2 separate regions of the Homo sapiens genome follow, and region 1 is linked to region 2. A link is a contact called in ENCODE Hi-C or POLR2A ChIA-PET data. All regions are on one chromosome and are shown on one strand. The core of a region is the stretch at or near the end of the contact, and the rest is flanking DNA. Distances in the headings are between cores, read along the strand shown. Region 1 holds the start of TSPAN3 (tetraspanin 3). Region 2 holds the start of LINGO1 (leucine rich repeat and Ig domain containing 1).

Region 1 (3,009 bases), core at 381-2,880, 560 kb before region 2:
CTCAAATTAAAGTATAAGAAACACTGCTCTAATTGGAAAAGAAGAAATCACGGAAATGCCAATGTCGCCTGGGTGTTTGCCAACAGCTACTACCTCCCAGTTAGGACTCTTCACACACAAACGCCCCGAAGGACTCTGGCAATACAAGTGTGTAGCAAGTGCTTTTTAACATATAACCATCCTTTTATGAGACAGCTGTCAGGATATGAAGTTTTATCCCTTGTTGGGGGGTCGGGGGAGGAGGAAAGGATTCTTTCCAGAACAGGTGTGCGTATGCGTGGGAGGGAGGAGCTGAATGGGGAGGAGGAAGAGGCACAGTATGGTTAACCGGAATGTTCAAGGAGTGCTCTGGCGACTGTGGACAGAGCAATCTGTCCAGGGCACTCAAGTGTTTAAGGAAATGACAAGTTCAGAGAGGCAAGGTGATTTGGGACCAGACTGAGGACTTCTGCTCCAAGACCAGGGGAAGGAGTTGAACCTTATTCTACCGCTGAAGCTTCTGTTTTCCTTATTTTCAGATCAAGTGATGTGATAGAGGAAACGTTTTAAAAGATTTATCCGGGTGCAAAGTCCAGATGGGCTGGAGGGTGGAGAGACGGATAGGAACAACTTAGGTTACTATAAAAGTCCCTGATGAGATAAGGACCCAAACTAAGATGACATAAACATTCCTTTCAAAGAGGGTGTACCCCTTAAAAATTCATAAGCCACCTTTTATTGAAAGTGAACTCATCACTTTCAAAATCTTGTGACATCTCCATCATATATTTAACCAAGAGTTATAATCTCACAGTTTGGTCACCCCCATGACCAAAACAAATAGACCGATGTTCTTGGTCAATGGATTATTTGGCTCCTCGAGTTGAAACCCTTCATTTTCTGGGCTGGTGACAGTCAGCCGGTTCTCCACACACAAAGGGCGTTAAGTGGAACCCCCGCCCCGGCTCCGCAGCGTCCCCGCGGATCTGCCCGCCTCGGGACGGCCACTCGTCTGCGAGGCCCCGACAAAGAGCGCGGAACCTGAGCCTCTGGCGAAGATCCTATTTCGAGCCCGACGTCCTGCTACAGTCTGCAATAAGCGCTCTCCGTCCAGCCGGCGACTCCGGGGGGGGGAGACTGGGGCGCCTGGCACGGAGCCAGCCCGCGTGGGCCGAGCGCGGAGGCGCCGGCTGGAGGCCGTGGAGTCCCTGAAGGCCTCCCCTCGCTGTCCTCCGCGCCCAGGCTCCCGGCTTGGTCCGGCAGGGACCTCGCGAAGCGGCCTCACACCCGGCCCTCCCCTCGCCTCAGCCGCCTGAGGGCCCGCGCGCGGCCCCCGCGCGCCCGCCCAGGCCCAAGCCCGGCCCCCACGGGCGCCTCCGCCGCGGCCTCGCCCGGCCCCGCCGCCGGCCCCTCGCTCTGCCCGGCCCCGCTCACCCAGAAGATGAGGTTGAGAAAGACCAGCACGGTCTTGGAGGAGGTGATGCCGCACTGGCCCATGGCGCCGGTGGCCCGCGAAGGCCCGGCCCGGAGAGCGGGGCTGCGCTCACCGAGAGAGCGGCAATGGCGGCGGCGCCTCCTCGCTAGGAACTGCACGGCCTGCGCGGCGCTCCCCGCAGCCCCTGCGCCGTCGCGCAGCCCCGACCCCAGCAAGTGCCTCGCTCCTCCGCGCAGCCGCCGCAGTCCCCTCAGGGCTCCCGCGCCGCTCCCTGGCAACCGAGTCCCGCCCCACGCGGCCGGTAGCTTCAGCCAATCGCCTCTGCGGAGGCTGCAGTGAGGCCACGCCTCTTAAAGGAGCCAAGGCCTCAGCGCCTTTTCTTGGCCTCTGGCCGCCCTTGGACGCAGATGGCTCCCTAGGGAGGTTCTGGTGGACCAAACCCACTCTCCTCCTATGACTATGCCACCCTTATAGATGATTCAGAGCCCTCTGAGTGCTATCTTTCTACCTAGCCCATTCTCCCCTAGGAAGGTTGGAGACACTAATCTCTGCCTGACCAGATTCTCCTGACCAGGTTAAAATCTTGGCAGCACTGTTGGTGAGAAGTGCAAAGAAAAACAACAAATACTTATGGAGAAACTTATTGTACCAGGCGCTGGGCTAGACCTCAGAAGAGTCAGAGAGGAGAAAAGGCTGGTGATGGCGTTAGCAAGGCAGAGACATGTTTGTGTGGGTGAGTGGTTGGGAACAAGTTCTATTCCAGGGTAGTAAGTTTTGGACCAAGATTCGCAACGATTACAGAAACATCTCTTTGCATTGCAACATTTCACATTCTTCCCCCAATCTTGAATCCGTCATAGCAATTAATTATTGGGTGCTCACCCGGTGCCAGGCTCCATTAGTTCATTTAACCCCCACCACAACCCTGGATGGAAGGCACTATGGTTATCAGCCTCATTTTACTGATCGGGTAATTGAGGCTTAGAAAGGTTAAGAAGTTCGCCCAGAGCCACACATAGTAAGTGGTCTAGTGCAAAAAACACATCATCAGTCACACAATAAACTGCCTCTGTTTGCTGTCTTTCCTGCCATTATAATCCTGCACTCCCTCCTTGACCGCGCCCGTAAGGATTTCCATTTACTGGTCTTTATCAGCTCGCTCTCATGCAATCTCCCCCACTCATCACCTTTCCCAGGCACTCTCAGAAGTACCTGTTAATCTCAGCATCCTGTGCATTTACACCAAGCAGCAGCAACAGCCATTTATTCACTCATCAAACTTGCCGCGTGTCCCCTCTGGGCCTCACTGTTGTCGGTGGTGGATATTCCACTGTGAGCAAGACGTATCCTTCCTTCCATGGCTTACATTCGTTCGGGCAGAGGAGGCAGACCATAAACAAACGGGCAAGTGGGTATATGACATGAGGTAGTGTTAGGAAACAATTCAGAGGAAAGGAATAGAGTGATGAGAGGAGTCCTCTCTGAGGAGAGAACATTGGAGGGGACCCAAGGGAGGTGAGGGGAACAGCCCAAAGATGAGAGCAGCAAGGACAAAGGCCCAGAGACCGGAACATGATCACTGTGCTGTAGGAAGG
Region 2 (2,852 bases), core at 227-2,726:
CTGCGACCCCAGCAGGAACCGGGAGGGGCTGCCCACTGGCCTGGCCCCACCCCTCCTTCTCAAAGTGGGATCCGCCCGGAGGGTCACATCTCCTGGCATGCCTTGAGAGCAGAGAGCCCACAGCCCACCCCGAAAAGGGTGTGAGGGGGAGCAGGAGGCTCCCTCCTTACCTCCCTCTTCTCAGCTGGTTCCCACCTCCCACCCGCTCTGCCTTAGAATGAAAAGTGGGGCAAGAGGAGGTGAGAAGCCCGGGCTGAACGCAGACAAAGGGGAGGCCCCTAAAGCGTTCCTGGGCGCTCCCGGTCCCCAACTCCCTTCCTTCCACTCTCCCTACTCCCCATCTCCTTTTCACTGGGCAGGAGCTGGAAAGGGGCGATGCTTGTGTGTGGTGGGGAGCTGCCATCCAGGCTGGAGCTTGTGGAGAAACCCAGCCCCTGACCTGTGTCCACCAGCTAGGGAGTGTCTGGTGCTGGTGGGGGCTGCCTGGGGGTACCTGGGGTCCACGAAGGGAGGTACCCACCCAGGGCTGAGCAGGGGGCTTACCCTCTAGAGTGACCAATACTCAGAATGGGAGGGGGGACAGGAAGGGGAGACCAGAGCAGGTCTGGGACACCCGTGGGGGCCCCTCCCCAGCTCCAGGCTCCCAGCTTACAAACCCGGAATTTGTTGGGGTTGGAGAGAGGGGAGGTGGAAAAGGAAGAATTTTCATTTCTGAGGCTTGAGGGGAAATCAGGCCTATGACCCCAAAGGAGGTCTGGGTGGCACCGAGGTGCCCTGCAACCCCAGGAGGGCGCAGCCAGGGCCGATGGCGGCCCCCAGGGGCACTCGCCGCGGGGCTGCCCGCTCGGGGCTCGGCCGCGGCCGCCTGGCTCACCTGCATCTCGGGCGCGCCTTCGGTCCGCTCGGCTCGGTCACCAATCGCATGTCTCTCCAGCCGGCCCGACCAGGCCCCAGCCCCTGCCCAGCCCCCTCCTCCGTTTCCTCCTCCTCCGACACCTCCGCCCGGCAGTCCGCGCGCCCTCGCGGGGCTGGCTGTCCGTCTGTCCGCCCCGCGCGGGCGGGAGCCGAGCCGGAGCCGGGGCCGGGGCTCGGGAGTGGGGAGGCGGGAGGCCGCGGCCCCGGCGGGCGGATGGGCGGGCGCGCTCAGGCCGCGGGACAGGGGCTGCGCGAGCCTGCTTCTGCCCCCTGGGCCGGCCCGGAGCCGCCGCCGCCGCCTCTGCCGCTGGGGCCGGGGTCGAGGCCGGGCGCGCTCCGCCGCGGGGCCGGGGCCGGCGGGCAGCGGCCGCGCATGCTGCTCGGCGCCCCGCGTCGGGAGAGGGGCCGGAGCGGCGCGGGTGGGGACTCCGCGCCCTCCGGGGCCGGGACCAGGACCCACCGCCGCCGCCGCCGCCTGCGCTGTCGCCCGCCGCCCGCTCCGGCTCCCGCGCCGGCTCCCGCTCGGGCTCCGCGCTCTGCAGCGGCGCGGGGAGGGAGCACTAGGAGCGAGCCAGGGAGGGAGGAGGGATCGAGGGAGGAGGGAGCGAGTGAGCCGCGGGAGCCGGGCGGGGGAGGAGAAGGCGCGGCCGCAAAACCTGGTGATGGTGGTGGTGGGGTGGGGGGTGGTTCGTCTCCTTTCAGCGGAGGGGGCGGAGAGCGAGGGGCGCCCCAGCCGCTGCCCTGCACGCTTAGGGCAGCGAAACAGGCAGGGGTGCGCAGGCGAGGGGCGCACCAGCCAGGCGCTCCAGCTCTGCACACGGCCGCGCCCCTCCGGGTCCGGGGCTCTGGGCGAGTCCCGGGCCAGCCGGGTGTCGGGGAGTCCGGCGTGCGGTCCTCCCTGGGTGTATGCGCGCACACCGTTGTGTGTGATTTTTGTGTTGCCACATGCGTGTGCATGTGAGCGCGCGAGTGTGTTTACACGTGTTAACTGGGCTGTGGACGAACACACGCACGAGGACGGACAGGGCTCCCTACACGAACAGGGTTGTTTGGAGGGCGGCATGGGGAGGCCGACCGGGAGCCCCCGTCCTGGCCCTGTCCCCTCCTCTCGAAAGTCCGCGAGGCTAGAGGGCCCACATTCTAGCGCGGGAGGGCGAGGCAGGCAGAATGGGAAGCTCCAGGGGACGGCGAGGAAGCCGCGCTGGCCCGGCAGCTCTACCCAGGAGCCGGGGTCCCCGCCCAGCCTGGCTTCCTGTCCAGCAGAGGGCGGCAGGCCTCTCTGGCCCGCTCCGTCCGGAGGCCCTGCACCCAGTGGCCAGCAGAGGGCAGCGCAGAGCCTCCGCCTGGGCTTGACTGTTCCCTCCTCCCGGAATGGTCCCGGGGATCCTCGGCTGGGGCCACAACTTCAGACGGGCCCAAGGAATGGGACCTCTCCTCGGAGATCCAGATCCTCCTTGATCCTCAGATACAGAAACTAGGCCAGCAGGGATGTCTTGGCAAAGCCTGCAGAGTAGGTTACCACCCTCAGGACCTCACCTTTTTCCCTATACTACCCCCTCCATCTCCTTGAAGCCAGACGCCCTTTACCACCAAGCCAGTTTTATTAGAATAACCATCAATGCTGACACCGCCCGGCACGGCCATCCCTCCTCCCCTGCTGGGAACAACCCATTAGCACATGAATACTCCTAATAGCTTGAGTCCACAGGGGCAGCTGAGGCTGGGGGAGGGGATCTAGCCCAAAGCCTCTCGGATTCTGGGGCAGACGCTGGAATCCCAGTTCCAGTGACACCCCCTCTCCCAGGAAGCCTGCGCAACATCATTGCAGAGATGCCTGGTTGCCACGGAGGGACCTCTCCCCACCCCCAACAGCACCTTGTTTCTCGCTGTTCAGCCTCACACACAGCCCAAAGGCTTGCACAGACCTTCTGTTCCAG

What was found. A loop is a pair of places that touch in the nucleus more often than their neighbours do. ChIA-PET counts read pairs that join two places held with the same protein, here RNA polymerase II (POLR2A). Pooled maps may share reads with other maps.
Region 1: a loop to region 2 is called in a pooled map, with 3 times the contacts of the local background. The contact joins the promoter of TSPAN3 here to the promoter of LINGO1 in region 2. A Hi-C loop is called at or near these places in 2 of 50 pooled maps. POLR2A ChIA-PET finds 5 or more read pairs at or near these places in 2 of 52 experiments (WTC11 and activated T-cell).

The regions. Positions count from the first base shown.
Region 1 is chr15:77,069,479-77,072,487 of GRCh38, forward strand. TSPAN3 (tetraspanin 3) reads right to left here and starts at 1,631. Exons shown (of 7, transcript NM_005724.6): 1 at 1,414-1,631. The coding sequence starts at 1,476. RefSeq lists a silencer at 1,098-1,797 and an enhancer at 1,938-1,997.
Region 2 is chr15:77,631,436-77,634,287 of GRCh38, forward strand. It overlaps LINGO1 (leucine rich repeat and Ig domain containing 1), which reads right to left and starts at 1,477. Exons shown (of 2, transcript NM_032808.7): 1 at 875-1,477. The coding sequence starts at 880. RefSeq lists enhancers at 2,296-2,852, 2,301-2,430.